Linked DNA regions of Homo sapiens: regions 1, 3, 4 and 5 are each linked to region 2. A link is a contact called in ENCODE Hi-C or POLR2A ChIA-PET data. All regions are on one chromosome and are shown on one strand. Each heading gives the region's core, a stretch centred on a gene start or an enhancer-like site at or near the end of the contact. The rest is flanking DNA. Distances are from core to core; before and after follow the strand shown.

Region 1 (2,700 bases), core at 152-2,651, 760 kb before region 2:
GGTAACGTGAATGACCTTGCAAAGGTATCTTGCTCACTGGGGACAGGATTAGCAAACCTGACACCTCTGCAAATAATTGTCTTCCTCCCGTATTCCTCCTGAAACGGTTCGCTCCTTTCGCTGTCTCTCCCAGACCCATCTGGTTTTCACATCGCCATACAAAGCCCAACCCGCCCATCTCCTCTCTGCAAGCCCAGAGAACTTGATTCCCCATGTTGAAACTCGTCGGTGGCGGTGGCGGGCAGGACTGGGCATGCTCAGTGGCGGGGACCAGTCTGGGAGGCGAGGAAGCCGCGTTTGAAGTCGCGCGGCCTGGGGATCAGGGGAAGGCGGGCGGCGGGAGCCCCGGCTGGGGGTGCGCGGGGATCCCCGATTCCGCGCCCGGGGCTGGCGTGCTCCAGGCCGGCGCCGTGGGGCCGGCGCGCGGGGGGCAGGGCGCAGAGGAGGTGGGGGAGTCGGCAGGAGGAGGGGAGGAGCGCCGGGTTCGCCATCCCCAGGCGCCGGCTCTGCGGCTGCTGAATCGGAAGCCGCAGGGAGGATCCGGGGAAATAAAGACGCCGGAGAATGACCTCCAGCGAGGCCGCCTGAGCCGGGGCCCGCGCACAGCCCCGCCAGCCCCCGGCATGGGCGACCGCAGCGGGCAGCAGGAGCGCTCGGTCCCGCACTCTCCAGGGGCCCCCGTGGGCACCAGCGCCGCCGCTGTGAACGGGCTGCTGCACAACGGCTTCCATCCGCCGCCAGTCCAGCCGCCGCACGTCTGCAGCCGGGGTCCAGTGGGCGGCAGCGACGCGGCGCCCCAGCGCCTCCCGCTCCTGCCGGAGCTGCAGCCGCAGCCACTGCTCCCTCAGCATGACTCCCCGGCCAAGAAATGCCGGCTGCGGAGGAGGATGGACTCGGGGAGAAAGAACAGGCCGCGTAAGTCCCGCTGGGAGGGGAGCGCGGGCGCAAGGCAGACGCAGCGTGCGGGGCCCGGGACTGGGAGCGGCTGAGGCAGGCGCCGCAGCACGCCCCGTGCGCCCCCGCGTCTGCGGTCGAGGGACTGCACAGAGTAGGTTCCCGGGACTGATTCTTTTCCTAGGGGACATCAAGCACTACAGGTCTTTGCCTGAGCCTGCCCTTTGCTCGCTTCTATCAGTAGAACGAGGATTGGACACGAAGCTTGAGCGGGTCCCTAGGTCAAGGATATATAATAAGCGAACGCTCTGTCCGCCCTTCTAATTGGTGGCTGGGAAAACGCAGGTGTGTGAACATTTGCTGGGGTCCAGGAGTGAGGATAAAGTGGGCGGCACACCGAGGGTGCTCTCTCCTTTCTCACCCCTCTCGCTTCTCTGAGCGCGTCCTACTGGGGTTGCCTGCCCTTTGAATCACAGAGTAGCCAGCAGCGTCTCGGGTCTATTGGAGAGCGCAAGTCTGGAGGCGTGGAGTTTAACTACCCCCCAAAATCACAGCCTATTAGAAGCTGTTTCTTCACGGCCAATGAGAGGGTTTTTTGGGAGGGACACACCCACTGATACCATGTGGGCCGGAACTATGTGGACCAATGAGGATTGGAGGTGGATTTTTTTTTTCAACGAAGGGGGAGGTTGAGTTGAGGGTTTGTAATTGTAATGTACACCGGAGAAAGCCGAAGTGCATTATTTCACAATCTAAAGCTTGTATATATAATGGTAGTTTGTAAAGTGTACCTTCCCCACAGGACGCTGTGGGATGTAAATTTGTAGGTCGAGTTTACAGCTGGTTTTTCTTGACTGAAGCTCATTCAACTGGTTACTTCTTTGTGGGTGTCTTTAATGAAGCTTATAAATGGCAAAAAGCAAAGTAAGTACAGTAAATGCTAATAAATGACTGCATTTGCATAGAGGTTATGCTGTTCGATATAGGGAAATTGTTAAGTAGGTTTTGGATTTCTGTGAAAGTTTAATGTTTGGCAAATAACACCTTCACTTTTCCCTGTTTCTATGTCTTTTTGACTCTTAGCTTTTCTGTATTGGATTAAGGTTTCTAAGACCTTGGAAAGCCCTTTGACATGACTGTGGGTGACTCTGGTACTTGTATTTTGTGGGTTTGAAATGTTAAATTTGTAGGTTAAGATTTTGTGTGGAACTTTAAAGCCAAACAGCAGATTTGGCTACAGTTGTAAGGTGTAAGGTTGTAATCTAGCACCTGAATTTTTATTTGCTTTTGTTTTTGATACTTGTTAGAAAATGACTTTCATTAGTATTAATATTTTAAAAGTCAGGACTTAATATTGATTACCTGTGATTTATAAACCTGTTTCACTTATTTTGAAGCTATACTTCAGTTATTTCTCTTATCTACATTGACAGATTGTACTAGAGTTTGCAATGAAAATAGCTAAAATATAATGAAAGGGAGCTTCTAGCTTAATCTTCTATGTTTAATTGAGGATATAACACCTCTTGAAATAACTTCTGAGGAATTGAAAATACACCCTCTAGGAATATCTTGAAGACAGAGAAAAACTAACCTGAGCCTTAACTTGTGCTTGCAAACCCACAGAAATTATTTTAAAATACAAGAAAATGTAACTATCTGCCTGTGTGCTTTGTATCAGAAATTAAAGTGGTTTATGTTTCTTACAGAATAAAAATCCTAGTTGTTTTAAGTTTCATGACCACGATTGTTACTTATAATTTTTAAAAAACGGTTCGTCAAAATTGGATTTACATTATTTACCAT
Region 2 (2,700 bases), core at 181-2,680:
ATCAAACATTCAGGTATAATTTATCTGCTGGAACAAATCTACGTTATTGACCTTGACAGGGCCTTAAATCATGAGACCATAAACAAGCATCCTAGTGATATCTATTATGTCTTCGGAAATAGCTTAAAATCCAGGACTTCATGTTATTGTCAGTAATGAGCAAGATGTTTGGAAAGCAGTGTGCTCACTGGGGCTTACTTTGAAAGCTGTCTTTTTTACTTACTACCGAACACTGATTTCCAGGAAGCAAGCCACCCCACCCCACTTCCCAGGCACTTGATTTTTTTTTTCAAACCTCTAGATTGGGTTCCGTTTCCTGAATTACTTATTCCTTACATAAATTTTCTTTTAAACTTCAGCAATTATGGCACCTTAGGCTCTGGGGGTATCAGCAGCGTGGGTTGTTTTAGAGAAAGTTCTGAAAAAAATATGTTTTGGAGACATTCCATTTCTTTGTGCATCTCACTGGGGGCTTTCAGCGAAAGCTTTAAGTTATTCAGGTGAGGGGCAATGTCTTAGTCGCTCATAAAGGGCATAAAAGTAACATCATCTGGAAAGGCATGGCACCTGCTCGGCCGGGGTAAAGGTCCGTTTTTCTAACCCTCGCCCCTCCCTCCTCCACACCGCGCCGCTAGAGACAGTGCAGTGGTCTCTCCCAAGGTCGACATCATCTCCAAGGCTGCAACCCAGGGCTGAACCAAAAAAACAGGCGCACCCACGTATAGGTCACGGCCAGAGTCCCGCCCTGCCACCAGCAGCCAGGTCTTCCTGCCTCCCTATCAAGGTGAAACTAACCCAGAGGGCCCAGCGGAGGGGCGCATACAGGCGGCGCCGATGGAGGCGGCCGATTGCATGACTGGCAGGAAGGAAGCGATCAGCCGCCAAAGTGCATTTTTTCCTCCCCTAGAGCCAGCCCGGGACCGGACGCTGCCAGCGGAAGGGCCGGCGCGCGCCAGGCCACGAGGCAGACGCACCCGCCGTGCGCACTTCCCCGTCCGGTGCGCGCTCTCACTCACGCGCGCGCGCCGCTACTCACTAGCAACCCTTGGTGTCCGCAGCCCGTGTGGGACGGCGACTGCGACGGCTGCCCCCGTGGCTGCCGTGTGGCCTTGGCATCCGTCCGGCTGCTGCAACCCGGGCCGCGGTGGCTTTTGCTGGAAGGCGTTGCAGCGGGGTGATACCGGCACCCGGCGACGAGGCGTCCGCTCGTTTGCCTCGGCCGTGCCTCCTCCCCCTTCTCCTCTGCCGACAGATGGAGCTTTGCTGGTTCCAGTCGCGCGGGCTCCGTGCGTCGTTCTCCTCCTCGCTGTCGGACACCCCAGCGCAGGGGACGAACAGCGTCCTCGCAAGCCCACGCGCAGGCCGGCCGACCCCGAACCTGCAGCAACCGTCCCTGCTGCCGCTGCTGCAGGAAAATAAATTGTCACTGCGATGGTCCCGGCCTCCCCTGCCCCGGCCCCTGGGTGCCGCCTCCGCCTCTGCCTCCGCCCCCTCCTCTGTGGCGGCGGCGGCGGCTTCCCGCATTCTGCAGAAAAAGCTCGCAGGTGGAAGGAAGCAGGGCCCCTGCGGATGGCCTAGAGCCCGAGTGAAGCGGTTGGGTGCGACTTTCGCATCTGAAACCCTGCACGTCTTCTCCCCAGACCGGAACCACCTAAACTCCCTTTTGCTCCACCATCAATTTCACCGAGATGGACAGGAGTGGTGCCTTTTAAGACTGCACAGTACACAAGCCTTGATGCAGCTGACCGTTAAACTGTCACTGGAGTCTGGGGAAGGATAGGGTTTTGGTGAAAATCCCACTTATACTTCATGTTAGGATTCCCTTTTTGATATTTATCCACAACTGGCTACGCCCACTATTAAGCATCTTAGCCCTTCCCCCTACCCCCAATTTGTGTGTACTTGGAAAATAAGAAGTATTAGAATATCTCCTGGATGTTATGTTACTATCACGTGTGGTGTTCTTACTACAGTTCTGGCACTGTGTCAGGCAGTCGGTACACAAAATCTTAGTCCATCTGCCACAACCCTGTATATAAAAGGGACTCATTTTTTGTTTTTGTTTTTGTTTTTTCCATGAACGAGAGACAGAGAAGTAAAATAATTTATCCCAGGTTACTCACCTAGAAAGCAGTAGAAGCTGAAATTTAAACTCTGATCCAACACTGAAAGCTGTTTCTATTGGCTTCACAGGTTCTATTAACTGATAAACATTTTATGGAGACTGCTGCTGCTGGATGAAATAGAGTCGCTTTTCTTGAGCTTGGTTGGGAGCTTACTTCCAAGTGAGAGAAATGGCTGCAGAGTGGGGTGGGGAAACACTGGCTTTTCTTAGTTAGCCTTTCCTCTGGAAACCAAAATTCTAGCCCTGGCTCAGCCACCAACTGAGTTATTTGGTCTCAAGCATTTCACCTTCTTAAGCCTCATCTCCCTGGATTCTTTTTTTTTTTTTAAATGAAGAGTTTGATTGTTGGAGGCAGCCTGCAGCCTTGATTTTTAAGAAGCAACAGTGTTGTTTTGCTTAGTTTTAAGTTGGTTCCAAATGTTGAAGTTAGGAAATTTCACAGAAATTCAGACTTTTCACATTTTCTGTAAAATCGTAACATCAGACATTTGGTCCATGGCGAGTTCTAGCAACCATCAGCTGAAGCTGAATAGCAGGTGTCGCCTTTAGACTGTGAAGACACTCTTCAGTTTTCC
Region 3 (2,700 bases), core at 162-2,661, 610 kb after region 2:
AATATTCAATGTCTTCAAGGTGGTGGGATTTTAAAAAATTTTCATTTCTTTCTTTATATTTTTTCTGTATTTTCACAATGAGCAGTCAGGCAGCCAATTGGCCTTGTGTTGAGGTGCTCCAGAGGGCAGAACCAAGACTAGCAGCAGTAGGAAAGTGATTGAAGCTAATATCAGTAAGAAATTTCCAATAAGCAGAGCTTTTCAATGTGGAGCAGACCTCTGGGAGTTTCTTTCTGCCAGCCCAAAATGTTTCCAGCAGAGGCTGGGTGACCACCATCCACAGTGATCCACAGTGGGGAGAGGTCACAAGAACAGTGCATCCCAACCCTGGCTGGGCCACAGCATCACCCGAGGGAGGATAGAATGCAGATTCCTGGGCCATGAACCCTATCTACCTGGATTGAAACTCCAGGGCTGGGGTCTAGGGATATGTATTTGCCTTAAACTTCCCCAAGGAATTCTAAAGCAGCGAGACAAAGTTTCTACACCTGAGAATCCCTAGATTAGAGACTTTCAAGGCAGCTTCCAACTTGGAGATTCAAAGCAATTTTGCAATTCAAAGGTCTAGAGACTATTTGAGTATCTATCTTAAAAAAACGAAGACAACAGTATAGATGCAAAGGGAGGCACGGCTGGGGTTGAAGGATGGAATCATTTGAAGATCAATACTTTTTCATTCATTTATTTATTCAACCACCAATGACCAAGAGCCTGTGCTGTACCAAGTTCTTCATGTAAAGCACTTGGGATATGTTAGGGATCAAAACCGTTTCCTGCCCTCATAATGGTCACATTTAGGTCAGGTTAACATAAAACGTAGATTCTTGGGCCCAGGAATGACTGAATTAGAATCCCTGGAGAGGGACCCAAGAATCCATATTCTATAAATGTTCCCAAGGTGCTGCCTGTATACACTAATGCAATGTTGTTTTTCAAAATATGGGCTTTGACTCATAAGTGGTTTGTTATAGTAATTTAGTGAGTCAAGAAGCTTTTTTAAAAAATTAAAATAACAGAAAAAAGAACAGGAAAAGGAAAGGAAAATTAGAATGCTGACACATGGAAACAGTAACTTGTTTCATAAAGCTTCTGTTTCTGTGCCCTGGGCCACAATGTAAACTGGGTTTCAGATGGAAAACCATTGCTAGAAAATATGATATATAAAATACATCACTGCTCTAGTCCTCTCTAACCCCTGCACGCAACAGTTCTGTTTTAGTCCAAATCTGGAGGTGAGATGCTGGGGCACACTGACCACCTTGAGGAGGGACAGGCTGTTCTGGGAATTTGACTCACTGGGAATATCCCTGCTATAATGCCACTTCCTTTTTCTTTTGGATTGAGCCTAGGGCTGCACTCTTGCACAGATGGTAAAGTCTCCAGCACATGTTGCATCATTTTCTCTGGTAGACATGACAGAGCACTGCACACTATCTGTCCTGGCCTTCGTGGCAGAGTTAGAGCCGCATACAGAAACGAACTCCTGGGACCCATTGCTTCCATTTGCTAGGCTGCTTTTTAGGGGAACAAGAGAGCAGGTCTTATACAACCAATTTTCCAGGCCAAGTCCTGGGTATTTGATTTGGGCCCTTCATATCAGGTCAAAACCATATGCAACCCATACTTGGCAACCAAGATGAAAGATACCAATTGTTTTAAATAAAAATGAAACCGGACGGGGTGAACAAACCCACATAAGACAAGCTGAAAAGTCCTCCCAGGCTCTCTGAGAACCCAAGAGCCTGCTGTGCTGAGCAGACCAGGGATGTTCCTGTGGTTTACTTGTTTGCTGTCACGGAAGTTTTGCTGTCACTAAGAAGAAAAATCCAAAGGCTAATTCAGCATAAATGGTCCCCTTGGCTGCACTGAGGGCAGTCACAGGTGAGTCATAAACAGTGTTGAAAAGTAGAGATCCACCCTAGAGGCCTGAGACATGCTGCTTTTATCTCCAGCTCAGAGCAAGAAAAATGTCTCAGAAGGAACTGAAAATGGAATTACTCAAACTGAAAACTGCTGTCCTCACCAGGAGGATTCCTTTCCTGACCCAAGTCTGGGAAGTGCCACTGGTAAACCCCCAGAAATGAATTTGCTCATCAGTGAAGGACAGAGCTAGATATTCTCAGATGTACCCAGTGACATTTTCGCAGCATTAGAAGCCAAGCCTCCTTCACCTCAAACCAAATCACTGAAATGCTTGATTCTGTGCAGCTGTGGTAGAAATGCCCTGTATCAAAGGCAGGCTCCAGTACCACAAGCCAAAGATAAATAACAGAGGAAATGATCAAGACCATGACCTCTTGATGACCCCCTGGAGCTAAATCTTTGCTAGACCTCAGAATATCAAACAGGCCACCAGCCCGCCAAGAGCAGTTCATGAACAGTGTGGAAGCCACCTCAGCCTGCGAGAGCCTGGCTCTCTAGAAACTTGAGACATCCCAAAGGAATTTCTTGTTTTATCCTCCCAAACAGGGGTTTGTTAATTCTTTCTTCAAGTGAAGAAACCCTTTCCAAATAAACGTACCCAGAAAAGGTATTTTCCATTTACTTGGAAGTTGGGGTTGTATGTATCTCTTGTCCGGTGGTGAACTATTAGTATTTTGAAAAGTGTGTTCTCCCACCAACTAGCAAAAAAAATGAAACAGAAATACAAGGGCCTTCTCCTACTGGAGATTTTGATTATAGATTCAAACAGGCAAACAT
Region 4 (2,700 bases), core at 47-2,546, 820 kb after region 2:
TGACAGAGTTCTGCAAGAATAGGATATTTGCAGTCTCGTCTGCGATAATCATTTCAGAAGTGGCTGCTGATACTGGTAGGTATGCAGTCAGCAATTGTGGTGGAAACGGGGAATGTCTGCTCAAAGAGACAGAATGTGCAATGACTCAAATGATTTCCAGCAATTGTCAATACTATTTGATGTTAGTCATTTATGCTACCTTTTTCTTATTTATAGATTCCTAGCTTTAAATTAACCTCCCTGATATATGGAAGTAATTTGGTCAGTAATAAGTTCCTTTGTTTTGGGTTTTTTGTTGTTTTTTTTTTTTAGGACTATGTGGCAGAGGAGACTCCTGACTTTCACTTCTCTAAATAACCAACAACTCCTCACTGTCCCTGTGTAAAGCTATCATGGCTGTGGGGAAGGAGAGACACTTCAAGGACAGCTCAGAGCAAAGTACCAGTTTAAAATCTTCTCACGAGAAGAGCAGCATCCTTCACTCATTTGTCCTTTCACTGAGGGTGCACTACATGTACTCACTGTGCTAGATATTGGGAATACAGGGCTGAGTGAGACATGGGCAGACTCCCTGAGAGGTAACACTCAGACTACATCTCAAAGGATAACTAGATATCCGCCAATCAAGATGGAGCAGCAGGCCAGGTATACAGGCTCAGCATCACTTTGGGCGTTGCTTTATCTTAAAAAGCTGCCTGAACCACTTAAAGGGACCCACTGCTGCCTTCAAAAGAGTACAGTGATATGCATCTTCCTGAGGTCTTTCTAAGCCACTTCTGGAGCTAGATATATGTTTCTCAGATGTCTCTGAAACAAGGTTTCCAGGCAACTACATCTGAGGCCATTGGTGCTGCAATATGACTGAAAGGAAAGAGGGTGTGTACTTCAACAGCCTTGCTGTAAGCAAGGTGGCTTCATCCCCTCCCCCCACCTGAAATTGAGAAACACAGAAGTGACCACAGTCCTAGGCCACTGTGTGCAAAAATGGGAAATGTCACTCATCAGGTCCTCTCCCACGTTTAACCAGAATCATCAGCCTATAGATTCGGGAACTGAGTGGCTTGACCATTTTGCACGTAAGCCATATGCAATTGGTCCAAAGGAGACCAGTGAGCAACAATTCAATTTAGAGTTCACTGAACTCTCTGGTTTGGGAAGGAAATTGCTAGTAATCAATTGCAGCAAGCATACAGGCTCAGGGCCAGGAAGAGAAAAATCACTTTAATGGGCAAAGCAGATGTTGCTAAATTCATTGCAAAAGTGAGATGGGCACAGAGCCAGGCCTTGCATGAGAGATGCTGATCTGTTCTCCTGAATGAACAAAACAGAGACATTTCAAAAAGGGGGGTTTCTATGAAAGAAGCCAGAGGTCTGTGTCCCTGTTAGAGTAAATAAAAGAAAATGCACCCAGGTGTTCAGGTCCCCCATACCACCACAGGACTTAAAGTTGTTAACATCTTACGAGGATTTTTAAACAAATCCAGAATACTAGCAAAAACTGCCTGGGGAGTCTTCATTCGGTTCTAAGGAGAGTATGTGGTAGAGTAGAGAGAACACGGGCTTTGGCATCAGATCTGTTTCTTCCATGAATTAGTTGCTTCCACCACCAAGAAGTTGTATGACTTGGGCAAAGTTCTTAACACCTCTCAGTCTCAGTTTCCTCCACTGTAAAATGGGCCTAATGTCATTTACCTTATTAGAGCAGTTGTGAGGACTAGTGATAATGTCTGTAAAGTATGGTAGAGAAATGCACTTAAGCAATAACATGTTTTCAGAACCATGAAAAGACTAGTGACACTAGGATGTGGGGAGAATTGGTTAATGACAGGGCAGGGTGGGGTGGGATGGGGAGAATTTCTGGCCCAATATTGACCAGCTTTGGCACGTGCTCTTGGTGAAGGATTACTTCACAGGTCACATGTTTCTTTGCATGCTTAGGCTGATAAAACATCTCTCAAGAATATAAGAGCTCAGCAAGTGTAGGAGCATAGCCCAAGAAAGGTCACTGTGTGTACTTAGAACATTTTCATGGAGTAGCTTCAAATGCAAGCCTCCTAAAAGAGAGTTGATTCTGATTCCCCAAATCTGAAATGTTCTTTACTTACCTAATTCCCACTCATCCTTCAAGGCCCAACCAGAGTCCCTCCTCTGAGAATCATCCCAAATTCCTCTGGAGCTCACCATCTCTACCTACTCACATATTGCCCAGTTTATATCAGCTGCCTTCAATCCTTCCTGGAACAAGACATTAATCCCATTCAGTAAAAACTTTAAATGCTACTTACTCAATTCTTTGGCCTGTCATAGTAAAGTGTCATACACTGATCATCACCTGAATCATGTGGTTCTACCCCAAATACTTAGCAACTTCCTAGAGTTTAGATATTGAACTTGCACTAATTAAAATCTCTAAATCAGAAGGCAGAGAGAGCTGAGGGCTCTGACACTTGACTAGTTGTGTGAGCTTGGGCCAAGTTTCATGGCCTTCTCAAGCCTTAGTTCTCTCATCTGTATACTGGAGATAATAATAGCACCTTCCTCCTAGGACTTGTGTGAGACTTTCGTGAGCTCGGTCCTGCAAAGTGCTCAGCACTACATTGTTAGCTGAGTAGTAACAGTCACTTTCCTGAAAGCTTCTTCACCCAGAGGGGCTAGCCCATGCCTGTGCACAAAGAATGTCAAATTACATTCACACCCCCT
Region 5 (2,700 bases), core at 148-2,647, 770 kb after region 2:
ATTATTTGTGTAAACATGTGTTTTCAATTATCTTGGTTATATACCTAAAAACAAAATTTCTGGGTCATAGGTAACTCTATATTTAACTTTTTGAAAAACTGCCAAATTGTTTTTCTAAAGTAGCTGTACCATTTTTACCTCTCTACCTGCAATGTAAGAGGATTTCAGTTTCTCTACATCCTTGCCAACACATGATATTATCTGATGATGATGATGATCATGATGACAATTGCCATTCTAGTGAATGTGAAGTAGTATCTCATTGTGGTTTTCATTTGTATTTTTCTGATGGCTAATGATGTTGAGCATATTTTCATGTGCTTATTGGCCTGTTTTATATTTTGTTTGGATACATGTTTATTCAAATCCTTTGCCTATTTTTAACTGTATTTTTTTATTGTTGAATTGTAAAAGTTCTTTACATATTCTAGATTCTTATCAGACATATAATTTATAAATATTTTCTACCATTCTATGGGTTGTCTGTTTGCTTTCTTGATAGTGTCCCTGAAACACAAAAGTTGAATTTTTGATGACGTTCAGTTTATTCTTTGGTTGCTTGGGCTTCAGGTGCCATATCTAAGAAATCATTGGCCAAACTAAGGTCACAAAAATTATGTCTTTGAGGATGTTGCCTTCTAAGAGTTTTATAGTTTTAGCTATTACAGTTAGGTCTTTGACCAATTTTATGTTAACTTTTGTATTTAGTGAGAGTCAGAGGGTCCAGATGGATACTTTTGCATGTGGATATCCACTTATCTCACCACACTTGTGGAAAGATTATTCTTTCCCCATTGAATATCTTGGAAAGAAGAAACATTTTTAAGACAATCTTGACCAAACAGTCTGGCCCTGATTAAAAAAAATAATAATAAAACAGCCACCACAGTCTGAGGTATGACAGTCAAGACTGCAGAGATTGGCTGGAATATTTTGTTCCTACCTACGATGTGAAAATTCCATGAGAAGCATCTCAGCCCACCTCTCCTATATATATATTAGTAGGTTTTAACCTTGTTTAGAGTAACTTATCCAATGAGATTGTGGGCTTTTTAATATACATAGTAATATTCTGCTTAAAATGTTAAAAAGTTCACAGACACCCTCAAACAAAAATCCTATCCACAGATCTTTGGTTAAGAATCCCTGCTCTACTCTCCTTCCCACAGAGTTCTACCATTGCCAAGGCTGAAGCGACACCCCTCAGTGCAGCTGACTCACTTTGTGTTCTATTTATTTGTTTGTGTGTAGCCCTGATCTCTCCTTTAAGCTCCACAGTGCCACCTAACTCCTAGATATGTGTACCTTGTGCCCAGGCATCTCCAGCTCAACACATTCAGCTCATCATCTTCCCTCCCCCCACCCAGCTCATACCCCCACTTCCCTTTTTCTGGTCACAGTGCTGTTCTTCCCATCACGCAGGCTCAAATCTCAAAGTCATCTTCACTTCTTCTTCCTCTCACCACCCCTCCCCCAACAGCTAATTCAGTCTCCAGGTTTATATAGTTGTTCCTTTAGCCTAACCACCTGTCAGTACCCTGCCTAGTCCAAGCTCCTATTCTGAGGCCTGGGCTGATGCAACAGATGTCTCTGGCCTTGCTCATTTCTTGCCTTTGGGTTCTATACTTTCTAATTTATTTGAGTGCCAGACTTAACAGGTGAAAGGATAGTTCTGAGCATTTCCCTCTCTGGCTCAGAAAATCTTAATGGCTTGTCGTGGTCCTCTAAATGCAGTGCAAACCCAACTGGTCAGAAGTCCAAGAGCTTCCATTCTCTGACTGCAGCCAACCACCTGGCTTCATCTCCCGACTCTCCCCAGACTCCATGTCCCAGCCAGTAGTGGCACCAGTGACATTATTTGCACCATCATGCCACTTACCTTCACTCACTGCCCTGCCACCATTCTTGGCAAGCTAACCCTGCTGTGCCTTCAAGCCCAGCCCACTGTGATTGCCTCTATGAGGACTTTCCTGATTGCTGCAGGAGGACTCACTCATCTCTCATAGTAATTTACTTATTTTTATGTGACTTTTGCCATTATTGTGCATCTGACACCTCTCTTAGCACACAGCAAAATGCCTTGAGCAAAATGCTTCCTTAATGAATATTGGTCACATTCAGCAGTGATTCTCATAAGGGAATGTGAATCAGAATCACTTGGGGAACTTTTCAAAATACCCCACTTTGGGACCCAGACCTCAATATTTGAAAAGTTTCCACTGATGATTCTGATGTGCATCACTAATTTGACTACTTGTCAAATTAACAAATGATGGTAAAAAATATACTGAACATCTACTATGGGCCAGGCACTGCATATGCATTATCTCATTTAATCCTCACAGAAACTCTGGGGTGGGGTGGGGGAGGTGGTATTATTATTTGTCCATTCTTCAGATGACGAAACTTGCGCTTAAAGAAACTAAATGCTTTGCCTTAGGTGGGTCATGTATAAATAAATGAAGTAAGTGAAATGAAGGTCTCTAAAGGTCACTTACAATCTATTTGAGAAATTTAACAGTAATTTCCCAAGAAAATCTATGTTCAGATTTAATAATTTTGAGCTGGTTTCTCATTTTCTTAGCTTTGTGACCTTAGACAAATTACTTGCCCTATCTGAGCATGTTTCCTCTTCTGCGGAATGAGCATTATACCTACTATTATTGTAAGGTAGAAGGAAGGATTCAGTGAGTTACAATA

The links. Hi-C counts contacts between places; a loop is a spot of excess contacts on that map. ChIA-PET counts read pairs that join two places held with the same protein, here RNA polymerase II (POLR2A). Pooled maps may share reads with other maps.
Region 1: a pooled map shows a loop between it and region 2 (10-fold over the local background). The contact joins the promoter of PANK1-AS1 here to the promoter of STAMBPL1 in region 2. A Hi-C loop is called at or near these places in 7 of 37 single-sample maps with no recorded cell type and 9 of 50 pooled maps. POLR2A ChIA-PET finds 5 or more read pairs at or near these places in 1 of 52 experiments (OCI-LY7).
Region 3: a map with no recorded cell type shows a loop between it and region 2 (8-fold over the local background). The contact joins the enhancer-like site here to the promoter of STAMBPL1 in region 2. A Hi-C loop is called at or near these places in 4 of 37 single-sample maps with no recorded cell type and 8 of 50 pooled maps. POLR2A ChIA-PET finds 5 or more read pairs at or near these places in 1 of 52 experiments (activated T-cell).
Region 4: a map with no recorded cell type shows a loop between it and region 2 (4-fold over the local background). The contact joins the enhancer-like site here to the promoter of STAMBPL1 in region 2. A Hi-C loop is called at or near these places in 1 of 168 maps with a recorded cell type or tissue (OCI-LY7), 2 of 37 single-sample maps with no recorded cell type and 7 of 50 pooled maps.
Region 5: a loop to region 2 is called in a map of OCI-LY7, with 4 times the contacts of the local background. The contact joins the enhancer-like site here to the promoter of STAMBPL1 in region 2. A Hi-C loop is called at or near these places in 1 of 168 maps with a recorded cell type or tissue (OCI-LY7) and 6 of 50 pooled maps. POLR2A ChIA-PET finds 5 or more read pairs at or near these places in 2 of 52 experiments (OCI-LY7 and activated CD4-positive, alpha-beta T cell).

The regions. Positions count from the first base shown.
Region 1 is chr10:89,642,815-89,645,514 of GRCh38, reverse strand. It overlaps PANK1-AS1 (PANK1 antisense RNA 1), which reads right to left and starts at 1,401. Exons shown (of 5, transcript NR_184344.1): 1 at 1,316-1,401. It overlaps PANK1 (pantothenate kinase 1), which reads left to right and starts at 273. Exons shown (of 7, transcript NM_148977.3): 1 at 273-915. The coding sequence starts at 624. RefSeq lists silencers at 270-749, 1,450-1,499.
Region 2 is chr10:88,878,975-88,881,674 of GRCh38, reverse strand. STAMBPL1 (STAM binding protein like 1) reads right to left here and starts at 1,430. Exons shown (of 11, transcript NM_020799.4): 1 at 1,037-1,430. It overlaps LOC124902551, which reads left to right and starts at 1,011. Exons shown (of 1, transcript XM_047426134.1): 1 at 1,011-1,941. The coding sequence starts at 1,253. The coding sequence ends at 1,780. RefSeq lists an enhancer at 722-831 and a silencer at 1,412-1,541.
Region 3 is chr10:88,270,647-88,273,346 of GRCh38, reverse strand. All of the region lies in intron 1 of LOC101929727 (a long non-coding RNA gene), which reads right to left. It also overlaps a transcript of RNLS not described here. Among named protein-coding and RNA genes, the nearest start is that of RNLS, 310 kb to the left of the region's middle. RefSeq lists an enhancer at 1,697-1,746. Within about 2 kb of position 1,411, at least 7 of the 41 ENCODE cell types and tissues checked have a DNase peak (open chromatin) inside an H3K27ac peak, as active enhancers do.
Region 4 is chr10:88,063,252-88,065,951 of GRCh38, reverse strand. No RefSeq gene overlaps it. Among named protein-coding and RNA genes, the nearest start is that of PTEN, 200 kb to the right of the region's middle. Within about 2 kb of position 1,296, at least 15 of the 41 ENCODE cell types and tissues checked have a DNase peak (open chromatin) inside an H3K27ac peak, as active enhancers do.
Region 5 is chr10:88,107,093-88,109,792 of GRCh38, reverse strand. No RefSeq gene overlaps it. Among named protein-coding and RNA genes, the nearest start is that of PTEN, 240 kb to the right of the region's middle. Within about 2 kb of position 1,397, at least 5 of the 41 ENCODE cell types and tissues checked have a DNase peak (open chromatin) inside an H3K27ac peak, as active enhancers do; they include OCI-LY7, where a contact is called at or near this core.